Regions from separate parts of the Homo sapiens genome. Here region 2 is linked to region 1. The links are chromatin loops, found by intact Hi-C in ENCODE. Cell type or tissue: heart left ventricle. All regions are shown on one strand. Links, peaks and the distances in the headings refer to the core of each region. The heading gives the core; the rest is flanking DNA.

The links. A loop is a pair of places that touch in the nucleus more often than their neighbours do. Peaks named below come from ENCODE experiments on the same cell type or tissue, not always from the same donor. Only the 100,000 strongest peaks of a DNase experiment are listed, where the experiment ranks them.
Region 2: it touches region 1 in a loop (4-fold over the local background); 27 of 110 quality-filtered maps call a loop at or near these places.

Annotation. Positions count from the first base shown.
Region 1 is chr10:70,903,997-70,912,589 of GRCh38, forward strand. No RefSeq gene overlaps it. Among named protein-coding and RNA genes, the nearest start is that of PCBD1, 20 kb to the left of the region's middle. RefSeq lists an enhancer at 1-166. In heart left ventricle, for the core only: no CTCF peak of the experiment used is centred there; a DNase peak (open chromatin) is centred at 4,315; H3K27ac peaks cover 562 bases.
Region 2 is chr10:71,198,411-71,206,070 of GRCh38, forward strand. No RefSeq gene overlaps it. Among named protein-coding and RNA genes, the nearest start is that of UNC5B, 10 kb to the right of the region's middle. In heart left ventricle, for the core only: no CTCF peak of the experiment used is centred there; no DNase peak of the experiment used is centred there; H3K27ac peaks cover 197 bases.

The DNA of each region.
Region 1 (8,593 bases), core at 2,032-7,031:
GGAGAACAGACAGAATTTCCTTTTTAAAAAACAAAAAAAAAATTTCTTATGAAAACTATCAAATAGGCACCAAGTACAGAGAAGAGTTCATGGACCCCCATGTACCCAGCACCTGGCACCAACAGAGATCTACCAGCTTCTCATCCATTCTCCCTCCACATTTGTACAAACCTTTTATAGATAGAAATTGTTAAACATACCAAAGAAGGGAGACTGGCATAACGATCCCCACAGACGCACCAGCCAGCTCCACCAGGAAGTTTCCAGGCTGGTCTCGGCCGCCCACTCCTTCCCACCCTCAGATTATTCTGAAGCAAATCACATAGCATTTTATATTTAAATATTTCAGTGTATATCTCTAAAAATGAGAGACTCTTTAAAAACACAGGCTTGCACTACTATGATAACACCTGAACAATGTGCACACCATTGTTTTTTCTTGTTTTTTTTTTTTGAGATGGAGTCTCTCTCTGTCACCCAGGCTGGAGTGCAGTGGCACAATATCGGCTCACTGCAAGCTCCACCTCCCAGGTTCACGCCTCACGAGTAGCTGGGACTACAGGCACCTGCTACTACCCCCGGCTAATTTTTTGTATTTTTAGTACAGACGGGGTTTCACCACGTTAGCCAGGATGGTCTTGATCTCCTGACCTCGTGATCCTCCCGCCTCGGCCTCCCAAAGTGCTGGGATTACAGGCGTGAGCCACCGCGCCCAGCCTATGCATGTCATTCTTTCACTTCATGCCATACCAGGACTGACAGATTTCAAGCCCAGGAATGGCCAGGTTCAGATTGGCATTGCAGGAGGGTTGCCCTGGCAGGGAGTGGAGGAGGAAGCTGGGGGAGAAGGGGTGAGGCAGGGCGTCAGCAGGAAACTTTGATGAGGGTCTGGGGGAGAAGCAGTGGGGACGTGGACTTAGCTAAGCCTGAGCTGTGGAGGGAGGAGGTGTGGAAAGCTTACCAAGTGCCAGACACTCTGCACACAGTCTTAATTAATCCTCACAAATGCCCCACGAAGGCGATTCTATTATCTCCCCCTTTTACAGACAAAGAGACTATGGCTCAGAGAGACTAAATCGCTCAGAGTGACATAGCAGAAATAACAGAGCAAAGTTGCAGCACTGGGCTTCAAACAGGCTGGGTGGTCCCGCAGCTCCGAAGCACGGCCTCCTGCAGCCTGGGGGCCACAGAATGGGAGAAGACACCTGTGCAGAGCTGGTACGGAGGCAGTGCCCACAGAACTTGGCACCTGCTTCGACGTGAGGGCTGAGGTGGGGGAGCTCCACCCTCGGCTGCAGCCCTGTGGAGCCCGGGAGCAGGTTTCCGAGAGGCAGCCTTGGGATCGCCCTCCCCGCCTCAGCCACTTCCCTCATCTTTCTTGAGAATCAAGCACGTCTTCCTCTCCAGCTCCTGCCCCCTGAATAGTTCCATTAGTCTCCAGCCCTGCCCGCCTTCCACCTCCCCTCCACTCCCGGCAGGCCTGTTCATCTTTACTGGGGCCTGGGAGGAGCAGCCTTTCCCACCTGAGCCTCCCAAGGCCTGGGCACCCCGGGTGGGAGCTCTGGCCCCTGTGGCTTTGAAGGAAGATGGACACGGCCTAATTGGTCTCTCTTTGTGGCCCAGTGGCCCCCGAAGAGGCCCAGCAATCAATGCTTCTCAATGTCGGAATCAGATTCCTGTACACCGCAAACCAGCCCGAACTGCAAGGGCTGCCCCTGTGGGAGCCACAGGGAATCATAGCCACCCGGGGGCCAGAAGGCCCACTAGGGAGATTCGCTTATTCTCTAGAGGAGGAGACAGACAGCCAGAGAGTGAAGGACTTGCCCAAGGTCACTGCCAGCTGGGGGTGAGGTGGGCCAGGGCTGGAGTCTGCTGCTGTCCTCTTCCTGCATCCTGCCCGCCTGGGCCCCTCACTCCGCAGTAAGCACTGAGACAAATGAGGGCTGGACGGGGCTCCCTGGCCCAAGATGCCTAGAGGGGCTCTGGTGGTTTGGACTCTGCTGGCAGACCCTGACTCTCGGAGATCTCAGCTACCTCAGAGCCAGAGGGCACTTTAGATCTCACCGTGTCCAGCCCCATCCTCACATGACAGTGGAAGGGGTGGGAGCACAGAGAGAGGAGGGGTCTGCTGTGTCCATGAACCCACCGAGATTTCCTGTCCATGGGGACCATCCTGTTTCTTCTTACTCTCCTCCTTTCCAACCACCTGTGGGCCAAGGGAGAGAGATGGCCACCGTGGCTGCCCCAGCCTGGGATCCCAGAGGACAGTGGCCTTGGCTCTGCCCCATCCCCATTTCCCTGCAGGCAGGTGTAACAGGACAAAGTCTCCCTCCTCCTGTTAGGTACTGGGCTCACCTCAGTGCTCCTTCTGGAGCCTCTCCAACTCAGCTTTGGGGTGGTTGGGGGTAGCTGCTGCCCTGGTTAGAGCACTGGATGGGGAGTCCAGAGACCTGGATTTGAGTCCTCAATCTGCTCATTGCTGTGTGATCTTCGGTAAGTCACTTCACTTCTCTGAGCCTGCACAGTGGTGATAATTCCAACAGCCCTGCCTCATCAAATGGAGTCAAACCTGGATAAAAACCCTGGACAAGTGTAAGGGTGGGCCTGTCCTGAGATGGCCAGAGAGAATGTCCAGAAGGTGGTCCTTCCTGGGCCCCAGAATACTAATTCCAGTTATGTTGCTGATCTGCTGTGTAGCCCTGGGCAGATGGCCAACCCTCTCTGGGCCTCATAAAAACATGGAGATAAATGCTTCTCTCTGCTGTGGTATCGACCTCCTGGCAACAAGGGGAAGTTAAATGTGGAAGAGCTTTAAGAACCTTAGAAGAAAGGCCATCTATAAACATAAGAGATTATTAACACCATCCAATAATCATGCTGTCTGCTGACAAAAGTAATGACCCCCCGAAGCTGGGCATGGAGAGCAGCCATGTCAGCACACGGCGGCTCCAAGCAGGGCTTCCTCTTAGCTCATAACGCTCTGTGTATGTTTATGTGGGGTTTTGCCTCTACAAACCAACCACGAATTAGTTCTTCCGTGGATGTGCCCAGAAGGGAGGCAGGAAGGGCAGGGGATGATGAGAGCTGGAGCCCCAGGAAGGAGGTGTCTAGCCTGGACACCCAGCCAGGTAAGGATGGGTGCGGCTGGGAACCAAAGGTTCTCCTGGTTCTCAGTGCCCACTTCTGCTGCTCGCTGTCCTGAGCACCTGGGCAGATAGCGTTCCCTCTCTGGGCCTCAGTTACCCCACCAGGGCTGTCAGTGCAGGAAGGTGGGGAGGCATTACGGGATGTGTGACTTCAAATCACCTTCTGACTTGCCCACTCCCCCTTTCTTCTCTGTCCTGCTGGAAGCTTGGTGTCGGCACAGGGAGGTGCCCATTGTACTTTAACCCCAAGCCTGGGGAATCCCACGGTGGGTCGTCTCTGTGGCCACAACCTCTTGGCGGTGCCCAGGAGTCAGTAGCATGTCGTGGACTCTCTGAGCCTCTATTTCTCATCTGTCCCCACCCTGCCAGGTGGGAGTGCCCAGATCCTGGGTGCAGGGAGCCAGCCATGTGCGGCCTTGGGTGGGGTTATTATTCTGCAGCCCTTCCACAGGGCCCAGGCTGAGCTGCGGGATGATCCTCAGCCCAGCAGGCCGACCCATGGGTGGCAGGGAGGCTGTCTGGGTGGGAGAGAGGCTGTGCCTTGCCGCTGTCATTTTTTATCCTCGCCGAGGCCTGCAGGGCCTTTCCCCCATCCCCGGCTCCGCTGCCTTTTCTCTCTTTAGACAACTGCCCTCATTCTGTCTCCCGCTCGCCACACTGCCTATTTTTAACTTTTGGCTTTGGGGGAGGTGGAGGAAGGGAGGTCGGTTGGTGTTTTTTTCCTCTGTCCTCCTCCCTGGTCTCATGTCCTTTCTGGGTCCTCCTCTGGGGGTCTTCCTCGCCATCTGACCTCCCCAGGCTCCTCACAGCCCTTCTGTCCTGCCTGCCTCCTTGCCTGCTCCTCTCCTCCTCTCTCTGCCTCTGGACTCTTCTGCCCAGGCCCCTCATCTGCTTCTGTTTCTGCTGCCTCTCCCAGGGGACCCTCGCAGGCCCCATCCCTGTCCCCATGGCTTCTCTTCAGTGGCAGCAGTGGCAGCAGTTGGTCGGAGCACTTGCTCTTGCCACAATCCCTCCTGACAGCTAGTGGTGGCTGACACAGGTGACCTCTCCCTTTTTCTGGAAACCTGACCTTTTCCTGGAGTTCACACCCTGCCAGGCGTGCGTTTGTGGGGGACACTCCCTTCCCCCATTAACGCTGGTGCTGGCTGGTGAAGTGGGCAGCTGTGGGGGTGCCTGCCCAGCATGCTTCCACCTTCTTTGACTGCCAACACCTAGATTTTCCTCGGACTCCCTCCCCACCCACTCGCCCCATTGTTTGGGTGGGGCTGATCCACCTCCTGGCTTCAGAGATGTCCTGTGTCCAGGCCTGGCCAGGGTGAGCCCAGCCTAGGTTTCTGCCAGATAGGAAAAGGGGTCTTTCCTCTTGCTTATGTGGTGAGACGTCAGCTTGGAGCTGCCTGGGTGTCTTGGCCACTGCAGGGAGAGACTGCCTGAGGAAGAGGCTAACAGGGAGGAGAGCGGAGCTGAGTGACGGAAGGAGAAGGAGAGACTCCCAAGCTCTCAACTGAGCACTTGGACCCAGCGTTCCCTGATTTTGATGTTTCGGTTCCATGAGCTGAGGTTTTTTTCCCTTCAGCCATTTGGAGTTTGTTATTTGACACTGAAAGAGTCCTGGCTGTTCTGCTGGGATGCCGTCTGCCCTCTTCCCAGTCCACCGTCTGCCCCGCCGCCCTGCCCCACTCTATGGCTTCCCCTGTCCTATGGCTGGTCATAGTCCTAAGTTCCCAGCCCAGAACGTGCTCCTGGACTTCAGGCCTGTGCTATCAGCTGCCCCTAGACACTTTTGATGGGATGCCTTGTGGGGGCACTCAAAATGCAACATGTCCCAAACAAAACTCATTCTCTGTCCTTTGTCTTCTAAGGTTTTCTAATTGGCGATGAATGCTTCCTTCATTCCACCCATCTTTCCATCCATCTTCCTTCCTTCCTTCCTTCTTCCTTCCTTCCTTCTTCCTTCCTTCCTTCCTTCCATCGTTACATCCACCATAGTGTAATGTTCCATCCATCCATCCATCCATCCATCCATCCATCCATCCACACACTCACTTACCCATTCATTTCACCTCCTTCTCCTCATGACAACAATGATGATAATAATAACCTATGTTTATTGAGGGCTTTCATGGTGCTAGATACTGTTCTAATCAATTTACACATACACATTTAACCCTTTACACATACACATTTAACCCACATTACACCCACATTACACGTACACATTTAACCCTCAAAACCAACCTGTGCAATAGGTAGTATTACTGACTTAGAGGTGAGGAGCCTGAGACACAGCAGGGTTAAGTAGCTTAGTGTCACTAAGTGCACAGCCAGGGTTCCTCGTTGCTGAAGCCGGAGACTTGGGAATTGTCCTCATGTCACCCCATCATCCTGAACATTTGGTCATCACATCCTGCCAACTCTGCCTCCAAAGCTCCTCTCAGACTAGCCTGTTTCTCTCAAATGACCTACCTCAGGGCACCCCCATGTCTTTCTGAGATCACAGTCCCAGCCTCTAGGCTCCCATCCCCCTCCACTACCCCATCGCTTCTCAGCCAGGCCCACCCTGCTGGGTACCCTCCATGAGAGCCCATGGCACAGGCAGGTGGGCCTTGCTGAGAATGCATCTGCTGCAGGGCCGAGGCCACATCTGGGCTTTCACCGTCACATCCCCTGAGCTCCAATCAGTCCCTGGCTCAGGCCAGGCACTTAACAAATGTTGTTAAGTGAAATGAGGCATGGACGGCAGCTTGGGAACCACCCAAGGGTCCTGAGCACACGTGGAGTTGGCCGCTGGCTTCCAGGACAACATGCCCCCAGTGTACACTGAAGGCCTCAGTCACAGGTTCTCGCCTCCTTCCATCCCTTCCATTCTGGGATGGCTCCAGCCACCTCAGCAGATGTTCTTGCTGATGGGTGAGGGCTATGTCAGGAACAGCTGAATGTCTGCGGCCGTTGTTCAGCTAAACACCTCTGTCCACCCACCTCCAGACAGTCTCAATCCCTCCACCCCCACTCCCTCTTTGATGACTTATGGGCGGAGAACATCCAGAGCTGGGTGGGGACAGGGGGACTCTGTGCTCCTGCTGCTACCCCTCACCTCAGGTGGGTGTTACCTGTGTTAGGCCGTTTTGTTTTCTATAAAGAAATGCCTGAGACTAGATAATTTATAAAGAAAAGAGGTTTAATTGGCTCACGGTTCTGCAGGCTGTACAGGATGCATGGTGCAGGCATCTGCTCCTGGTGAGGCCTCAGGAAGCTTCCAGTCATGATGGCAGGCAAAGGGGGAGTAGGCGCATCATAGGGTGAGAGCAGGAGCGAGAGAGAGGGGAGGTCCCAGACTCTTAAACAACCAGGCTCAGGTGAACTCACTGAGCAAGAGCTCGCTCATCACCAAGGGGATGGCACTAAGCCATTCATGAGGGGTCTGCCTCCATGATCCAAGCACTTCCCACCAGACCCCACTTCCCACACTGGGAATCAAATTTCCAGTGAGATTTAGAGGGACCCAACATCCAGACAGTGCCACTCCCTAAGGAGGGAGCCATCAGCAGATGTGGCGCAGGAGGCTGAGGCTGGGGAGATCTGGGCTGACCAGAGACCCTGAGTGGGCTACTGCTTGCGGTCCACTGCGGTGAGTCTCGGGGCTCCTTCTGGGGTCTGCAGGATGGTGTGCCTGAGGCTAGGGGCAGGTCCGGGAACCCCATGTCCTCTTCAAGGCCAGGCCACCCAGCCCTTCAGCAACACTGCCTTGGGGCCTGTCCCTGGAGAGGAGATGAGGCTGCTGAGCTGTGCCAGGGCTGCCTCAGCGGGGCTAAGTGTGTTGGAGGAGGCTCACATTCCTGGGTGTGCTCCCACAGCATGTGGGGTAGACCTGTTCAACCTGGAAGGACTCTGGCCCCAAGAGGTCAGAGTGGCTGCCGCAGAAGGACACCTCTCAGGCCTCCCTTCAGGAGAAGCTACCCCAAGGGACGTGACTGACCATCCCAGCTGCCGCACCTGCAGGCGCCGCTGTGGTACTCACTCCCAACACTTCCTCTCCCCGGACTGCCCCTGCTGGAGGCTGAGCCAGCGAGGTCATTTGCAGATGTGGGACTCCTCCGGGGGGAGTCTTTGCCTGGGTCTCTGCCTCACCTGGCTGAGGCATCCCTAGAGCGGTGCTGGCTGAGGCTCTTCCAATTCCCTTTCTGCCCCCATCCTTGCAGCTGTGACAGCTGGATGCCAGGGTCCGAAGGCTCTCCTGCCTATTCCTGCTCTGTACCCCCTTTATCCTTCAGAGATATTTCTTGGAGGACCCCCAGATGACTAAGCCTGAGGAAGGAACAGTCCTGCCGAGAGCCAAGGGGCCCCAGCACCACCCATAGCCCTGGCAGGTATGTCTGGCAGGAGATGCTGCCTGGAGACAGGTGGAACCCCCCCCATGGCAGCACCCCCAAGTCCAGCCTTTGAAGGAGCTTTTGGGGGCAGTGCTTGGAAGGCTTCAGTTCCCACACAGCCTTGGGCCTGACTCAGCTTCACTCACAGCCCTTGGTCTCCCCGTTGGCAAATGTGTGCTCGTCTAGGCCCCTGCCTGAGATCCCTGCTGGCCAAAGCTCCATCTCGGTTTATCTGGATCATCTTCTCCCAGAGCCTCCTGGCCCTTTGTGGGATTGAAAGGATGTCAGGGCAGGAGGGCCTTCAGACTCTATCAGGCTCCACCACTTAAATCTACAGAGAGGTACAGAGAGGGTAAGTAACTTGTCTGAAGTCACACAGTAGGTCTGAAGCAAGCTAGTCAGGACCATGGTTGTATGATGGTCCTTCCTGGTCTCTTCTCACCTGGCTGGGTGATTTCCTGTGACCTCAAATCAAATCAGAGGTCACTGCCTCCAAGGGCCATCCATATGCAGCCCAGACCTCTGAGGGGAGGGCAATGGGTCTCAGCATCTGCCTCCCCAGCCTGCAGACCAAACCCCTCCACTGACATTGCTGGGGCCTCCTCAGCCTGGCTCAACTGCCTCTCCTGGTTCTCCTAGGCCCACCTCAGGCTTTCACTCACTCCCTTGCCCTCCTGGGGGACCTTCTCCTCTTGACCCATGTATTAGTCTGTTGTCACGCTGTTAATAAACACATACCTGAGACGGGGTAATTTATAAAGGAAAGAGGTTTAATTGACTCACAGTTCAGCATGGCTGGGGAGGCCTCAGGAAACTTACAATCATGACGGAAAAGGAAGCAAACATGCCCTTCTTCACATGGCGACAGCAAGCAGAATGAGAGCTGAGTGAAGGAGGAAGCCCCTTATAAAACCATCAGATCTCGTGAGAACTCACTCGCTATCACGAGAATAGCATGGGGGAAACTGCCCCCATGATTTAATTACCTCCCACCGGGTCCCTCCCACCACACATGGGGATTATGGGAGCTACAATTCAAGATGAGATTTGGGTGGGGACACAGCCAAACCATATCTC
Region 2 (7,660 bases), core at 970-5,969, 290 kb after region 1:
GAAAAATAATTGAAAAATAATGAATAGAGCATCAGTAACCTCTGGGTTAATACTAAACTATCCGATGTGTACACTATTTGGAGTCCCAGAAGGAAAGGATAGATAATGTGGCAGAAAAAAACATATTTGAAGAAATAATGTTGCACGAAGAGAAATATTAACTTGTAGATCTAAGATGTTCAGTGAACCCCAAGCAGGATAAGTCAAAAACAAAAACAGACAAAACATCCTAGGCATATCATAGTCAACTTGATTTAAAAAAATGTAGAGTATGGTGGTTTTATAAGATATCTACAAATTCTTTGATACCTATCCCTTCAAGAAGTGATGCCTAATTCTTCTCCCCGTAAGTGTAGGTCTAACTTAGTGACTTCCTTCTGGTAAAGCGGGTGGCAAAAGAGACAGTGTGTAAGTTAAGACAAGGTCATAAAAGGTGCTGTGGCTGCCTCTGTGCTCACCCTTAGATTACTCACCCTAGGAGAAGTCAGATGTCATATAGTGAGGAGACTCAAGCAGACCCATGGTGAGGTCCACATAGTAAAAGAAAACAATGAGGGTTCTTGCCAACAATTAGCAAAGAACTAATGCCTCCTGCCAATGGCCTTATGAGTGAGCCATCCAGAGGTGGATCCTCCAATCTCAATTCAACCTTTAGACGATGGTAGTTCCAGCCAACATCTTGATTACAGTCTCGTGAAAGATCCTAAGCAAGTGCCATGAAACTAAGCTGCTCCCACATTCCTGACCCACAGATACTATAAAATAGTTGTTTAATTTGTAAATCACTAAGTTTGGAGGATAATTTGTTACACAGCAATAGATACCTAATGCAAAGAGAAAACCTGAAAGCAAATAGGGGAAAATGACTCATTATATTCAGAGGAACAACAGTAAGAAATAACATTACTTCCAAAAAGAAACAATGCAAACTAGAATATAATAAGATTTTTACCATGGTTTAAAAAAGAAAACAAACAAACCTGTCAACTTACAATTCTATATGCTGCAAAAGTAGGCTTTAAAAATAACATCAAAATAAAGCATTTTTCAGATAAGTAGAATACGAAAGAATTTATTGCCATTATAGTCACATTAAAAGACATGATAGAGGATGCTCATCAGACTAATGGGAAATTATGGCTGAAGGAAACTCACATCTATAGAAAGGAATGAAAATAGCTAACTATAAAATACTCTTTTTCTTTTTAAATAAATCAAGAGAAATTTGTAAATTCTGTAAATTCGTAATTTTTTTTTTTTTTTTTTTTGAGACAGAGTCTTGCACTGTAGCCCAGGCTGGAGTGCAATGGCACGATCTCACTCACTGCTACCTCTGCCTCCTGGGTCCTGGTTCAAGCAATTCTCCTGCCTCAGCCTCCGGAGTAGCTGGGATTACAGGCACTGTAATGGGATTAGCCACCATGCCCAGCTAATTTTTGTATTTTTAGTAGAGATGGGGTTTCACCATGTTGGCCAGGCAGGTCTTGAACTCGACCTCGTGATCCACCTGCCTCAGCCTCCCAAAATGCTGGGATTACAGGCATGAGCCACTGTGCCTGGCCTTGTAAATTTGTAAATTTTCTAATAAGAGAAAATAAATTCTGCTTTTAGACAAGATGCAGTAACGGGGGCTGCATATACCCTGCCATGTGAAACAGTAACAAAAAATGACAAAATATATGAAATATGCTTTTCAAGACACTGGACATCAAAAAGTGAAGAACAGTGATTCCTGAGATATGGGAACAAATGAGGGAGACCTATGATTGCCCCAGCATACTGTTTTAGAGTTTCCAGGGTACTGGGGCAAGAGGGGGGTTTCAGGTAGAGCCTGGTAGACACCCTGAGTTGAGGAGATAGAGATGAGAGTCCAGGGAGACTGAGGCATCTAGAGTTTGCAAGACAGAGCACCAGAGAGGAGAAGATGGCACAGAGGAGGGACTCAAGAGATCTGCAGAGAGCACCCATAGACTAGCCAGCAGGGTACTGATCGGCAAGGAACCACTTGAGATGATTCAAGGGAACAGTGTCTAAAGCCCACACAGGGCTGGGAACAGTGCCTCCTTCCACCAGCCAGACTGGAAAACCTCACAGTTATGGACATTGGGTAGAGCACTGAGAAGGGTCTTACCCTAGTGACAGGACATAACTAGCTCTCAACTAAACACTGCTGGTCCTGTCTAAAAATATCTCAAAAACAAGACCTGAATAACTTTCCAAGTAACTTAATTGTGTCCCAAAACAAAGTTCAAGAATATTTATAGAAAAACAAAATTTTCAGCACCCTAAAAGGATAATTCATAATGTCTGCTAGACAATCAAAATTTACCATGCTGAAGAGAAGTGGAAAATACGATTCATGGAGTAATCAGTCAATAAAAAATTTACCAATTCTTATATTGTCAACTTAAACAGTTCTTATAAATGTATTCTGTTTGTTAAAAAGTCAGAGACATGAAAGACATTAAAAAGACCCAAATTGAACTTGGAAAGACGAAAATGAAAAGTACACAGTAGCCCCCTCTTATTCACAGTTTTAATGTCCACAGTTTCAGTTACCTGGGGTCCAAAAATATTAAATGAAAAATTCCAGGCCGGGCGTGGTGGCTCACGCCTGTAATCCCAAAGCTTTGGGAGGCCGAGATGGGCGGATCACCTGAGATCAGAAGAGAGACCAGCCTGGCCAACATGGCGAAACCTCATCTCTACTAAAAATACAAAAATTAGCTGGCTGTGGTGTCACACGCCTGTAATCCCAGCTACTCGGGAGGCTGAGGCAGGAGAATTGCTTGAACCCAGGAGGGAGAGGTTGCAGTGAGCTGATATCGCACCACCGCACTCCAGCCTGGGAGACAGAGCAAGAGACTCTGTCTCAAAAAAGAAAAAAGAAAAATTTCCAGAAATAAACAACAAGCAAGTTTTAAATTGCACACACACCTTTCTGAGTAGCGTAATGAAATCTCAGTCATCCATTTGTCCAGCATACCCATCCTATATATGTGACGAACCCATTACTAACTTCATAGCCATCTTGGTTATCAGATCCACTGTACTACATTGCAGTGCATGGGTTCAAGCAGCCCTTCTCTGACTTAATAATGGTCCCAAGACACAGGAGCAGTGATGCTGGCATGTTGTTATCATTGTTCCATCTTATTATTTGTTGTCTTACTGTAACTAATTTATAAATTAAACTTTTTCGTGGATATGTATCTATAGGAAAGTTGTCTCTTGGTATTCTCAGAGGATTGGTTCTAGGACAGCCCCCTCCCCAGCCCCCATGGATACCAAAATCTATGGTTGCTCAAGTCCCTTATATAAAATGGCATAGTATTTGCATATGTAAACTAAAAATAAAATCCTAAGTCCCCTACCAACTGAATGGACTGCCTCTTGCCCAAGGGGACCCTGGAAAAGCCTTAAAAACTGAGTTCCTGGAAATGACAGGACGGGAGGTCAGACACTCCTCATTATACCTCCTCCCTTTTAGAGTTTAGACACAACAACTGACCACCATTGATATTAAAATAGAGACTGTAAGACTGACAGAACAGACTCTTTGTGGCAATAAGATAACAAATTATAAACAGGACCTTAGGCCATGCCAGAAATATGTTAAGTTGCATACCCCCTACACTTAAAGGAGAAGCTGTGTTATAACTGCCACAGGCTTTTCTTTCTCTCTAGCAGCTAAACAAGCACTGGCCTGGAGATAAGCAAGATTAACACAATTTGTAGCTCCATCAGATGCTGAGTAAATGACCCCAGCCCCTGTTCCACCACAACTATAGCTTTGATTGGACTGCTGATTCCAGTAACCTTCTGATTAAGGAGACCACTGACCGTGGACTGGTTCTGGCCCAGTTACAGAGGCTGTGAGTTGAGTGCCTTTGTGTCTCTGCCTGCCTTTTGACTTATAGGGCCTTACTGTAATACATTTAAATATTAAGTCTCCACCCCAAGGTGAACATGGGTTGTATGTTACATGCATGTTCTATATACCTGCATTCAGGACTACCCTCATGAATATTCATAATTTCCCCTGTAACCTGTTGAATATGTATATTTAGCCAACCCTTTCTATACAAAGCTGCTACCCCAACCCCTCCTCCTTCAAAGTGCCAGACTCTGGTCTTTGCCTGAGGCTATGCGTTCCAGCCTGCAGGATGGCCACTTCACAGGCTGTAACCTTTTACAGGAAATAAAGTCACCTTTTCTATATTTACAGATCTCATGATTTTTAAAGTTAACACAAATAATCTATGCACATCCTCCCATATACTTTAAACATCTCTATATTATTTATAATACCTAATACAATGTATATGCTATATAAACCGTTGTTAGACTGTATTTTTAAAATTTGTAGTTTGTTATTGTTATTTTCTATTGCTTTTTTAAAAAAATACTTTTGATCTGCAGATGGTTGAACCCATGGATTAGGAACCCACAGATACAGGGGGCCAACTATATATAGAGGGCTTGATACTATCCAATTTCAGGTGTCCACTGGGGGTCATGGAATACATCTCCAGTAGATAAGGTAGGACTACTGTACATATTATCTGTTTCCATTTATGTGACGTTCTGGAATTAGCAAAACTCACCTATGATGTTAGAAATCAGAATAGTGGCTGCCTCTGCAGGATGACGATTACCTGGGAAGGAGCTCAAGGGAATTTTCTGAGATGATGGAAATGTTCCTATCTTGGTTAGGATTGTGGTTACTAGATGTCTTTACTTGTCAAATTTCATAGAATCTTACACTTTAGACCTGTGTATCTCATTGTATGTAAATCACACCTCATTCAACTTTCTAAAAAGAGAGAGAAGAGGAAACAGAGCAGGAACATGGGTATGCTAGCTCTTTAACTTTCCTGTCCTTGACCTTCTCCACCACTGGGTTCCCCTCATTCCAACAGTCAACACTCCCCAGCCAGCATCAGCCTAGGTCCTGTTTCCTACATGTCCTTGGGTGATAATGTTCTGGGCAACAATCACTGAATTTTTCACAGCTTTCTCAATTTGGAGCAGAAGTTGTCACTTGTTTAAAAATAACTCAACATACAACTTACAAAATTAATTTAAAGAAAACGTAGAATTCTTAAAAAGTTTCGCCATATTAAGAGAGAACTCTTATCTCTACAAACGCATATGGTAGTCCCCCCACTTAACCTGGAGTCTACATTCCTAGACCCTGGTGGATGCCTGAAAGCTTGGATAGTCCCAAACCCTATTATATACTGTTTTTTCCTATACATACACACCTATGAAAAAGTTTAATTTATAAATTAGGCACAGTAAGAGATGAATAATAATGAATAATAAAATACAGCAATTATACCAATTAGCCAGCATTGCTACTCTTGTGTTTTGGGGCCATTATTATGTCAAATAAGAATTACTTGAACACAAGCATTAAGATACCACCACAGTGGATCTGATAATAAAGATGACTACTGAGTTACTAACAGGCAGGTAAGGTAGACAGTGTCCATACACTAGGCAAATGGATGATTCATGTCCTAGGTGGGACAGAGTGGGATGGTGTGAAATTTCATCACTGTACTCAGAAAGTCGCAGTTTAAGACTTTTGAAAGCCAGGTACAGTGGCTCATGCCTGTAATCCCAGCACCGTGGGAGGCTGAGGCAGGAGCATTGCTCGAGTCTAGGAGCTCGAGACCGGTCTCAGGCCTTTGGCCACAGACTGACATGGTGTCACAGAGTGACATGGTGAAACCGTGTCACTACAAAAAAAAAATTAAAATCGCCAGGTGTGGTGGCATATGCCTGTGGTCTCAGCTGCTCAGGAGGCTTAGCTGAGATGGGAGGATCATTTGAGCCCAGAAGGTCGAAGCTGCAGTAAGCCTTGTTCACATAACTGCATTCCAGCCTGGGTGACAGAGACCCTATCTCAAAAACAAAAGACATGAATTGTTTCTGGAATTTTCTATTTAATATTTTTGGACTTCAGCTGACTGTGGGTACGTGAAACCTTGGATAAGGGGGGACTTCTGCACATAGTGACAGCTTTGAGTCCTGCTTACACGATGCCAGCAATGATGAAGAGTCATTAGGAACAGCAGATCTAGAAGCAATTAATAAAAAGCTAACCAGATCCAACTTTTAGTTCAGAAGAAATCGATTTGATAACAAAAGAGTTGAACAAAGAGAAATCTAAATATTCTAAACCAGAGGTTGGCTGCTGAAATTTCAAGAAGGATGGGATATTTGACAAGGGGCACTCCCCATACGGCCATTCATCAAGGAGTCAGAAGACAACAGAAAAGAGTTTTTCACCTACCTCTCCTCCCGCACACACGCATACTCCACTTTGCTATAGGGTTTCTTTCCTCTGCCTCTTCCTTCAGTAAAGATCTTTATAGCCAATGTATCCAGGAGGACAGTCCACAGCACGGGGACCTCCTCTTCCTCCTGGTCTTTCAGAAAGCATCTGTGAATCACCTTCAGCATACTTGCCACTGGAAGATATCTTTGGCATTTATCCTGAAAATAATAGTGAATTATCTTCAGTGCTGACTCAGCTTTCAAAAGAGCCTGCTACTGAAAATCCAGAACTACAACAAGAAACGTGGGAATTTTGTCTCTTCCAAATTTATTTTTAATTATCTCTCATTTTTAGTTTAAGGAAGTGCTATACCTTCAGTGATTACACTTCTGCCTAAATGAAAGCTTCACAGTATTATAATTCTTGAGCTAGTGTTTTGTAAATAAAGCTGATTTACATATTAATCCCATTGAGTGAATTATTTACTTTATCTTGTACTCTCTGGATAGTATAAATATTGTGTTTAATTTGATTAAGGGTCCATGACACATGAACAATACTGGAAGTATCACATGCACAATGCTGAAATTGAATATATTTGAAATGGCAAAAGACATTTTTATATGTCAAAAGGTGTTTCATTGTAGTTTTAGGACAAATGTGAAGTGGCCTGATGTTTTTATTAGACAAATTAACTTGATATTTACCTGAATACATTTAAATTGGAATGTTTAAAACAATTGAGAGTGAGAAAGTTTAATAGGACTATCTCATTATTTTAAGCCCTGTTAGACTATATGTAGCCTCTGCCCTTCCTCATCCCCCTACACAGATAACTCCCCATCCGTAAGTCCAGGCAGAACCTTGAAAAGGTTGGTAACGTGGACTAGTCATAAGAATGTGCGTCTAAAAGCTCAGGGTCAGTACTTACCAGCTGACCTTAGACAAGTCATTTTCCCTTTTGGAGCTGTGGTTTCCTTTGTCATAGGCCATGATTAACACCAGCCTCTAGGAACAATTGAGATGATCAGTGGGAAATCATGTCATTAAGATAAAAGAACTACACACAGGGGATTTAAAGAGGCAGCGTCTTGTGTTTGTTTAACATATAAGCTTAGAAGCCAACAGCCTAGGTTTGATTCTAGCCTCAGTTTCTAGCTAAGCAGGGAAACCAAGTCTGTTTTCCCATTTTTAAAAGGGATGGACAAAGGGATGATTTCATCACTCAGAAAGTCACAGAATTTAAGACTTATGAATTGTTTTGCTTTTGGAATTTTTCATTTAATATTTTTGGACTTCATTCGACTGTGGATAACTGAAACCATGGAAAGGAAAACCGCAGATAAGGGTGGGGAACTTCTGTACATACTA